2 separate regions of the Homo sapiens genome follow, and region 2 is linked to region 1. A link is a loop called in an ENCODE intact Hi-C map of the cell type or tissue named here. Cell type or tissue: HCT116. All regions are shown on one strand. Each heading gives the region's core, and the rest is flanking DNA. Links, peaks and the distances in the headings are about the cores only.

What was found. Hi-C counts contacts between places; a loop is a spot of excess contacts. Peaks named below come from ENCODE experiments on the same cell type or tissue, not always from the same donor. Only the 100,000 strongest peaks of a DNase experiment are listed, where the experiment ranks them.
Region 2: it touches region 1 in a loop (2.9-fold over the local background); 1 of 110 quality-filtered maps calls a loop at or near these places.

Annotation. Positions count from the first base shown.
Region 1 is chr17:2,973,321-2,978,692 of GRCh38, reverse strand. All of the region lies in intron 8 of RAP1GAP2 (RAP1 GTPase activating protein 2), which reads right to left. Among named protein-coding and RNA genes, the nearest start is that of RAP1GAP2-AS1, 10 kb to the right of the region's middle. In HCT116, for the core only: no CTCF peak of the experiment used is centred there; a DNase peak (open chromatin) is centred at 3,102; H3K4me3 peaks cover 1,660 bases; H3K27ac peaks cover 1,313 bases.
Region 2 is chr17:2,891,284-2,896,655 of GRCh38, reverse strand. All of the region lies in intron 2 of RAP1GAP2 (RAP1 GTPase activating protein 2), which reads right to left. Among named protein-coding and RNA genes, the nearest start is that of RAP1GAP2-AS1, 72 kb to the left of the region's middle. RefSeq lists enhancers at 2,639-3,422, 2,966-4,165. In HCT116, for the core only: no CTCF peak of the experiment used is centred there; DNase peaks (open chromatin) are centred at 2,935 and 3,895; H3K4me3 peaks cover 1,454 bases; H3K27ac peaks cover 1,641 bases.

The DNA of each region.
Region 1 (5,372 bases), core at 147-5,146:
CAAAGTGCTGGGATTACAGGGGTGAGCCACAGCACCCGGCCGAAGTCAATTTATTAATACAGCAGTCCCCCTTATCCACGGTTTTGCTTTCCCCAGTTTCAGCTACCTGCAGTCAACCACGGCCAAAAAAATATTACATGGAAAATTCCAGAAATAATTCATAAGTTTTCAATTTTGTGCCGTCCTGAATAGCATGATGAAATCTTCCACCATCCCACTCTATCCACCCGGGACATGAATTTTCCCTTTGTCCAGCATACCCACGCCCTACACGCTCCCTACCCATCAGTCACTTATCAGCCATCTCAGTGATCGGAGGGACTGTTGCAGTATCTCACCGCCTGTGTTCAAGCCACCCTCATCCTTATCATACTAATAACGGCCCCAAAGTACAAGGCCCATGAGTGAGGCTGGCACTTTGGATATGACAAAGAGAAACTGTTAAGTGCCTCCTTTAAGTCGAAAGGTGAAAGTTCTTAATAAGGAAAGAAAAAAATTCTATGCTAAGGTTGCTGAGATCCATGGTACGGATGAATTTTCTATGTGTGAAATTGTGAAGAAGGAAAAAGAAATTATTGCTAGTTTTGCTGTTGGACCTCAAACTGCAAAAGTTATGCCCACAGTGCATAAATGCTTAGTTAAGGTGAAAAGAGGATGACATGTGTGGGTGAAAGATATAAACAGATGTGTTTCCATTGACGGCAATCAGGTTTGGGACTATCTGACATTTTGGGCATCCACTGGGGGTCTTGGAATATTTCCCCCATGAATATGAGGAGACTACTGTATTTTATTTAGATTTTCACAGCTCTGTTCAAAAGCAACACTGGCCTATTTTTTATTTTCTTGTGCTTCCCTTGCCAGGTTTTGATATCAAGGTGTTATTCCAGTCTTATAAAATTGCTGGGTTGCTTCTCATCTTTTTTTTTTTTTTTTTTTTTTTTTTAAGACGGAGTCTCTCACTCTGTCGCCCAGGCTGGAGTGCGGTGGTACAATCTCGGCTCACTGCAACCTCTGCCTCCCGGGTTCAAGCAATTCTCCTGCCTCAGCCTCCCGAGTAGCTGGGATTACAGGCATGCGCCACCACGCCCAGCTAATTTTTATATTTTTAGTAGAGACGAGGTTTCACCATGTTGGCCAGGCTGGTCTCCAACTCCTGACCTCAAGTGATCCACCCACCTTGGCCTCCCAAAGTGCTGGGATTACAGATGTGAGCCACCACGCCCAGCTTGATCCTTTGAAATAGTTTGTATAATAAAGAGATTTTCTCATTCCTTAAAGGTTTGCTAAAACTAGTCTGTGACATCTCTGGGCCTGCTGTTTTTATAGGAGGATACTTTTGCGTACTAATTCAAATTCTTTAGTGGTGAATGTTTAGGTTTTCTACTCCTTATTGAGTCAATTTTGGAAATTTATATGTTTATATAAAAGCATTCATTAAGCACATTGATACAAAGTTGTTTTTGGTATTCTCTGAAGACTTCATCTTTGTTTCTAACTGCGTCCTCACCTTTACTGCTGTAATACTATTTGTATCTTTTCTTTTCTTTTTTTCTTTTTTTTTTTTTTGAGATGGAGTTTCATTCTTGTTGCCCAGGCTGGATCTCGGCTCACTGCAACCTCCGCCTCCCAGGTTCAAGTGATTCTCCTGCCTCCGCCTCCCGAGTAGCTGGAATTACAGGTGCCCGCCAACTCGCCTGACTAATTTTTTTGTATTTTTAGTAGAGACAGGATTTCACCATGTTGGCCAGGCTGGTCTTGAACTTCTGACCTCAGGTGATCCACCCGCCTCAGCCTCCCAAAGTGCTGGGATTACAGGCGTGAGCCACCACACCTGGCCTGTTTGTATCTTTTCCTTGTTTTCCCTTATCAGTTTTAGCTGGAGGTTTATCGATCTTACTAGTCTTTTGAAAGACTAGTAAGATCTAGTAAGACTGAGTTTTTTCTTTTACCATCTCTATCCTTTTTTATTTTTGCTTCCTATTTCACTAGTCGGTTCTTGTCTTTTTTATTTCCTTCCTTCTATTTTCTTCAGAGTTTTTTCAACTACTCTTTTTCCAGCTTCCTGACCTACATACTTACTCATTTAATCTTTTTTTAAAGTGCATTTAGAACTATACATCTCTCTCTAAATACCACTTCAACTGCAGCCCACACAATTTGATACACAGTATCTTCACTGTCATTTAGTTCTAAATATTTTGTCAGTTCTTTTGTGATTTCCTCTTTAGTCCATTAGTCATTTTTTAAAGTTTTTAACTTTCCAAATATGAGATTTTTTCCCCTCCAGTATTTTAATTGTTGATAATTTGTCTTATATTCAAGGAACACAATCTAAATGATATTATTTGAAATGTGTTGACTTTAATACATGGACTTTTACTTTTTGCCACTCCATGTGAGCTTGAAAAAATGTATTTTTTTCTTTTGCTAAGAGCAAGAATACATGTTAGCCAAGATCAAATTTGTTAACTGTATCTTTCAAGTCTTCCATAGCCTCACAATTTTTTGCCTGCTCAATCCACCGGGTTCTCAGCAATGTTGTCAAAATCTCCCACTATAACTCAGTGTTTATCCACTTCTCCTTCTATTTCTCTCAGTTTTGCTTTTTAAAATTCAAGACGACGTTATTAAGTACAAGTTAATGACTGTTAGATATTCCGGGTGAACAGAGCGTGTTCACGGAACATCAGGGTGATGAAAAACAGAACGTGCCCTCTTTATAATCACACAGGCCAAGGCCTCTGGGGGACCTAGAAAAAGGACTCTTTCCCTGCCCAGTTTCTGAACAAATTCAAAAGCAAACAAACAACAGAGTAAGGTGTTCGGAGTCAAAATCACTCCACCACGTGGGAGCACACGGCTTAGTGTGAAGATGAAACGGGTCTAACTAAATACCAGAATCAGCCCAACTTACCCACCCAGTCACAGGCAGTGCGGGCCAGGGGCAAGCCCCCTCCCATGGAGCTGCTCAGGTGAGACTTAACTGCACAGGAGACCACCCTCAGGGCAGCTCTGTCCAAGAGGAAAAGGGGGAAGGAACACAGCTACACACGTGAGTTCCTGCTCCCAAACACGCCCATCAGGGAGGGTGAAGAGAGCCCGGGTGTTACACCAAAGTATTCCCTCTAGCCACAGGAAACATCAGGAGTGGGGAAGAAGTATTCCAGGTTACAAAGGAGTACATTATCCCTAGTCTTTTTGTCCTGAAATTCTATTTTGTCTGATATTACTATTGCTATACCAACGTTCATGGTACTTTCCCAGCATATCTTTTTCCATTCCTTTATTTTAAATCTTTCCACACCATTTTTCTTTAGGTATGTCTCTTATAAGCAGAATATAGCTATATTTTTAATTCAATTTGATAGGCTGGTATTGTAATAGGCTAATTTAATCTATTTATACTTATTGCAATTACTATCATATTTGAAACTTTTTCTTTTTCTTTTTCTTTTTTTTGAGACGCAGTCTTGCTCTGTCACCTGCTGGAGTAGTATTGTGGCGCAATTTCAGCTCACTGCAACCTCTGCCTCCCAGGTCCAAGTGATTCTCCTGCCTCAGCCTCCTGAGTAGCTGGGAATACAGGCACATGCCACTACGCCCAGCTAATTTTTTGTATTTTTAGTAGAAATGGGGTTTCGCCATGTTGGCCAGGCTAGTCTCAAACTCCTGACCTCAGGTGATCCATCCACCTTGGCTTCCCAAAGTGTGGGGATTACAGGCGTGAGCTACCGTGACTGGCCTGAAATTATTTCTAAACCATCATTTTATATTTTCTGTTCCCTGTGTTTTCTTTCCTTTTTTTCTCTTCCTTTCCTACCTTCAATTGATGTTTTGTTTTTTGCTTTCTTTTTGTTAATCCTCCTTTTATCTCCTACTAATTTGCTATAGACTGTATTTCTGTATCTTCCAATACACCTATTTATATTTTTTTCATCAAACTCTAAGATTGTATTCTCTCTCCTGAGGGGCACAAATAAGCAACAACAGAGTATGCTTTTATCCACTGAACATTTTTTCCTTCCCATTGTCCTTGCTACTTTTGTTTATAAATTTAGTTCAAGCCTCCTTTTAAACATGCAAAAAAAAAAATCCCACTTTTTACCATCAGTAATTAAATTTATCAACATATTTTATCTATTTCTTGTCACTTTCTAATTAAATCTTTTCTGGTTTTTCTTTTCTTTTGACTGAAGTGTATCCTTCAGTAATTCTTTCAGAAAGAGCCCGAGTGGGACATTCCCTCCATTTTTTTATGTCTGAAAGCAGTTTTATTTTGTCTTTGGCTTTTCTAGGTATAGAATTTTAGGTTGAGGGTTATTTTCCTTCTTTTTTTTTTTTGAGATGGAATCTCGCTCTTTCGCCCAGGCCAGAGTGCAGTGGCGCTATCTCGGCTCACTACAAGCTCCGCCTCCTGGGTTCACGCCATTCTCCTGCCTCAGCCTCCCAAGTAGCTGGGACTACAGGCGCCTGCCACTGCGCCCAGCTAATTTTTTTTTTTTTTGTATTTTTAGTAGAGACAGGGTTTCACCGTATTAGCCAGGATGGTCTCGATCTCCTGACCTCGTGATCCGCCCGCCTTGGCCTCCCAAGGTGCTGGGATTACAGGCATGAGACACCACGCCCGGCCCCTTCTTTCTTTTTTTAAACACTTGAAAGATATTGCCCCATTGTCTTTAACAACTATCATGGATAGGGAGAAATCTATTTTCATCCTAGTTCTCATTAGATCATAGATTATCTTGTCTGTATCCTCAGACAGCTTTTAAAATTCTTTTAAATTTTTAAAATCTTTTATTTCTGATGTTTCACTTCAGCATGTCTAGAAGTATTGTTTTGTTTTTAAATCACTTTCAGCAGCACGGTGTGTGGTTTCTTCAATTCTGAAACATTCTCATCTAATATTTTTGTGGATATTTGTTCACTAGTTTATTCTTTCCTTCCGGAACGTCTTTATGACACATGCTGGGGCCTCCCAGTCTATTATCCACATATCTTCTTTTTCATATACTTCATCTCTTGATCTGTGCTGTGTTCTGGAGGAATTCCTTGGGTCTATCTTCCAATTCATAAATTCATTATTTAAACAGACTAGATTTTATCCCATGTTGTTGTTTATTTCTACAATTATTTCTTGAGTTCCAACAATTTTACTGTTTTCCTTTTGTTTGTTGAGAAGGATTCTTGCTCTTGTGACCCAGGCTGGAGTGCAGTGGTGTGATCTCGGCTCACTGCAACCTCCACTTCTCAGGTTCAAGGGATTCTCCTGCCTCAGCCTCCTGTGTAACTGGGATTACAGGCACCCACCACCACGCCTGGCTAGTTTTTGTATTTTTAGTAGAGACAGGGTTTCGCCACATTGGCCAGCC
Region 2 (5,372 bases), core at 249-5,248, 82 kb after region 1:
GGGGCCCCCTCGTGCACATATCTCAGAGCGATGGACCAATCTACCCACATGGGCAAATCCTCACCCTGGGAAAATAAGCCTTTACCGCACAAGCAGCTTTTAGAACTGATGCGTGCTTTATGGTTTACACCCAAGCCAGCAGAGATTCCGAGTTCTATGTGAGCCTGGGGTCACAGAGTCAGAAAATACGAGAGCTGGACCTCAACCCTGAGATCTCTGACTCCCATTCCGGTGCTCCTTCCCACTGCCATGGGAAAGCCAGCTCCACCTGGCCCAAGTACCACAGCAGGGAGCGAGGAGGGGACAGTGGCCAAACGTCTTCTTGTGTGTTTTGAGTTCTTGGGGACCAAGGGTAGTGTCTCAGCGTGGGAGGCGACGTCTGTGTGATTCACAAGCATCTGAGAAAATGATCCGGGCAAAATGCAGAAAACCATCCTGCAGGCACGGCACACCCACCTGAAAGACCCGAGTGCCAAACATGGACTGTGGGGTCATGGGGTGAAACAAGAGATACAGAATCAAGTGCCATGAGGTCACAGGGAGGAGAGGTCTGGTTCTCCTTGGGAGACCAGCTACGGGATCGCACAGGAGGCAACGGCTGATCTAGGCCTAGAGAAGAGGCCAGCAGTGACCTACGGGAGAAGCGGGGAAGGGGAGGGCACAGAAGCAGGACGCAGAGGAACGTGACCAGCATGACGGAGAGACCACCAGTGTCGCAATGCCCAGGAGACACATCACACCATTCGAGGGCACAGCAGGCTGGCAAAAGGGGAGGGCAGGCCGGGCGCGGTGGCTCACAGATGTAATCCCAGCACTTTGGGAGGCCGAGGCAGGCAGATCACTAGAGGTCAGGAGTTTGAGACCGGCCTGGCCAATGTGGTGAAGCCTCATATCTACTAAAAATACAAAAAATTAGCCAGGCATGGTGGCAGGCGCCTGTAATCCCAGCTACTCGGGAGGCTGAGGCAGGAGAATTGCTTGAACCCGGGAGGCGGAGGTTGCAGTAAGCCGAGATCGCGCCACTGCACTCCAGCCTGGGCAACAGAGCAAGACCCCGTCTCAAAAAAAAAGTAGCGGGGAAGGGCAAATGCCAGCAAACAGGCCTCAAGGGTTAGGGCACTGTGTGAAGTGATCCATGTACACTCTCTTATTTAATACCACAATCCACTGAAGGAAATAGTATTAACCCCTTTTACAGCAGGGAAAATGAGGCTCAGAGAGGTTAAGCGGACCAAGATCATGTTGCTGGAAAGGAGCAGAGTGAGGCTTGGGCGCAGGCTTGGCCCCAGGGTCTGTGGCGTTTACCACGGTGCTACACTGCCTCTGAGGAGGAGAAGGGGCCCGCTGGGGAGGAGATCCCATGGCCCACGGCTTCCCAGAGTGGACGCCTGCCTCCCCGCGGGCCCCCGAGGGCACCTGGGGTGGTCTTCACTGTAACAGTCACTTACTGAGCTTTGACAGAGACCCTCTTTGTGGGAGGCCACCCTGATTTTCCTTTTATGGTAGTGACGTAAAGGTGCCTTCTGAAACAAGTCCACTGAAGTTGTAACACCTGAGCCGCTTGAAGGAAAACATTATGGGCCTGAGACAGGTGACACACACACAGTACAAACAGTGCCGGCGCTGTGCGGACGCTGGGAAAAGGTGCCGCATGCTGAACCCTCTCTCGAGGGCAAAGGAAGGAAGCCAAGGGGCCCGAGGCGGGGTGCCCATGACCTGCAGAGCTTTGCTGGAGGACTCTGCAAGCAGCAGAGAGAGAACGGAGCGGCTGGAAGGGAGGGGCCAGGGGAAGACCGAAACGGGGCCGAGGGGCGCTGCCCTCCACTGCGCTCACAGCCACAGAAATGACATGAAAGGGTCAGAGTCATAAGGCATTTCGGGAGCAAAATTAAGAGGACTTGGTGACAGAAAGTAAAGGGGGGGCCGAGAGCTAAACACACCAAGTAACCTGGGTTTCAGAAAACAGAATGACGGACGCTTCAGCCGTGATACAGACGGAGGAGGAGAGTCGCTTTGCGAGAGGCAGATGATAAGGCTCTCTTTCTGGACGCACGGCAAGCCAGGGGCCCCTGGGACACCCAAATGGGATCAGAACAGCACTAAAACCTAAGCAGAAAGACAGGTGTAACAAGAACAGAGGTGGAAGCTGAGGCCACGGGAGGGGTGGAGGCCCTCAGGGACAGCATGTAGGGCTTTGGGGTTTTAGGGGGTTTTTTGTTTGTTTTTGAAACGGAGTCTCGCTCTGTCACCCAGTCTGGAGAGCAGTGGCGCGATCTTGGCTCACTGCAAGCTCCGCCTCCTGGGTTCAAGCGATTCTCCTGTCTCAGCCTCCCAAGTAGCTGGGACTACAGGTGCCTACCACCATGCCTGGCTAAGTTTTGTATTTTTAGTAGAGATGGGGTTTTTGCCATGTTGGCCAAGCTGGTCTCAAACCCTTGACCTCAGGTGATCTGCCTGCCTTGGCCTCCCAAAGTGCTGGGTGCTGGGATTGCAGGCATGGGCCACCATGCCCAGCCTAACTTTTTTTTTTTTCTGTATTTTTAGTTGAGACGGGGTTTCGCCATGTTGGCCAGGCTCGTCTCAAACCCTTGACCTCAGGTGATCTGCCCACCTCGGCCTCCCAAAGTGCTGGGATCACAGACATGAGCGCCTGGCCGGCTTTCATAAAGCAAAAATGAACAGGAGCCCTCCAAGGGGCAGGGAAGGAGAGGTGAGAAGGCAGCCTGCTGGGATGGGCTGGAAGGGCGGTGCTCAGGGAAGAGCGCGTGCCAAGCAGGGGGTGGCAGAGGCTCCACCTCCCCTGCGCTGAAGAAATCACCAAGCCAGGTGCCTACGCACCCAGCCCTTCAAACGCACTCCGTCACTCAGAAACTGCCGACAGAGCAGTTCCCCTCCCGGGCGCAGTCAGCGGCTCTGCCTGGCACTGCCTGGCCTCCATGGGGGGAGCAGCGTCATGGTCAGAGCAGAGGCAGCCAGCGCACAAGGTCACGGCCTCCGGCAGCTTCAGAAACCACTCACAAAAGCCGGGAGTCACAAGGTGTGGGCTATCAGCATTTTCCCAGCCCGTAAACGCCCTTCACCTGGATGGCGAGGAAAGGCGCATTCATCTTATGATTCATTCAGTGTGGATGTATAACATTTATCACAATAAAAAATCATGTTTCAGCAGTGATAACTATGTACCCTCACTTCCTTTAGGAGATATAAATAGAGATATTCTGAAGCCTGTTGAGACTTCCAGGATGAACCTGTCAGACTGACCACACGCATTTATTATCCCACTTCTTCTGAAGCCCATTAAAATAACAGTAAGGGGGCTGGGTGCGGTGGCTCACGCCTGTAATCCCAGCACTTTGGGAGACTGAGGCAGGCAGATCACCTGAGGTCAGGAGTTCGAGACCAGCCTGGCCAACATGGAGAAACCACGTCTCTACTAAAAATAAAAAATAAAAAAACTAGCCGGGCTAGTAGCTGGTGGCGGGTGCCTGTAATCCCAGCTAGTTGGGAGGCTGAGGCAGGAGAATCACTTGAACCCGGGAGGCAGAGGTTGCAGTGAGCCAAGATCACGCTACTACACTCCAGCCTGTGCAACAAGAGCAAAACTCCATCTCAAAAAAAAAGAAAAAAGAAAAAGAGAAAAAGAAATATGATGAAAAGACTAAGTTGAGGAAATCTCCCAAAAAGTAGAACAAAAACATAAAGATACAGAAAACAAAAGAGGGAAGAGAAAAAAGATCAAATAGCCGACCAAGAAAGTTCCCAGAAAGAGAAAGGGGAGGGGAGCTGGCAGCTGGTATCCAAAGCTGGCATCTCTTGGTGCTGATGGCTTTGTGTGCTCCCCTCTTGAATCTGGGCTGGCCCTGTGACTCAGTCTTGACCAACAGAATGAGACAGACGTAACATTACCTCACTTTCAGGAATGAGTCACAGGACAGCTTCCACCTCTACCTCTAGGAACATTTGCTCCAGAGAAAGCAAGCCTGCACGTGAAAGGCCTGACTGAGACTGTCAATGCTGCAGCTGGGAACATGGAGAGGCTACATGGAGAGAGATGCCCAGATGCTCCAAACATCCCAGTCCATGCACATGAAGAAACCACCTTGGGCATCTCAGCTCCAGTAGATGCTATGAGAACACAGCCCAGCTCCCGGACATACAGCCCCAGTGGACCGTCGCAGTCATCTCCAGCCATCTGAGCCACCCAAGATGAGGTCCCCAGACGTTGTGAAAGCAGAGAGAAGCCATCATCTCCAACACGCCCTAGCTGAATTCCTCACCCACAGAACTTGAGCATAATAAAATGGCTGTTGTCTCACCATAACAGAAAGATTAGCAGGGAAATAGTACAAGAACATCTTCCAGAACTGAAGGTCCTGAGTCTCTGGGTCCACCAAGTACACAGCACAGTAAAGACACAAGATCCATCCCAAACACTGTCAGGAAATTTCAGAACACCTGGGCAAATGAAAAATTCTCAGTGACACCAGAGAGAAAATATAAATACATACCATATACAGAGAAATAGGAATCTGGGCCGGGTGCGGTGGCTCACGCCTGTCATCCCAGCACTTTGGGAGGTCGAGACAGGCAGATCACCTGAGGTCAGGAGTCCGAGACCAGCCTGGCCAACATAGTGAAACCCCGTCTCTACTAAAAATACAAAAATTAGCCGGGCATGGTGGCACATGACTGTAGTCCCAGCTACTTGGGAGGCTGAAGCAGGAGAATCGCTTGAACCGAGGAGGCAGAGGTTGCAGTGAGCCGAGATCACATCATTACACTCCAGCCTGGGAGACGAGAGTGAAACTCTGTCTCAAAAAAAAAAAAAAAAAAAAAAAAAAGAAAAGAAATATGAATCTGCATATCATCAGACTTTTCAACAGCAACTCTGGAATCTAGTAGGCAATGATGTTATAACTCTCAAAATTCTCAAAGAAAATTATTTTCAACCTAAAATTTCACACCCAGGCAAACTATCAACCAATAAAGACATTCTGAAATATGCAAGAGCTCAAAAAAATTCACACCCTTGCACCCTTTCTTGGGAGGATACTATCACTAGAGGATGGGGGGGCTCTGGAAGTGAGATCTCCTGGGGGAAAGAATGGAATTGACAGGTTATCTGATGGATGCAAGCTTGGCGGAGATGGGGGAGGGTAGGGAGGGGCCATCTATTAAAGTAATTGTGGTAGAAAAAAATAAAAGTAGAAAAATAGGCCAGGTACAGTGGCTCTCACCTGTAATTACAGTACTTTGGGAGGCCAAGGCGGGAGGATTGGTTGAGCTCAGGAGTTTGAGACCAGTTTGGGCAATATAGTGAGACCATGTCTCTCCACAAAAATTAGCCAGGCATGGTGGCAAGCACCCATGGT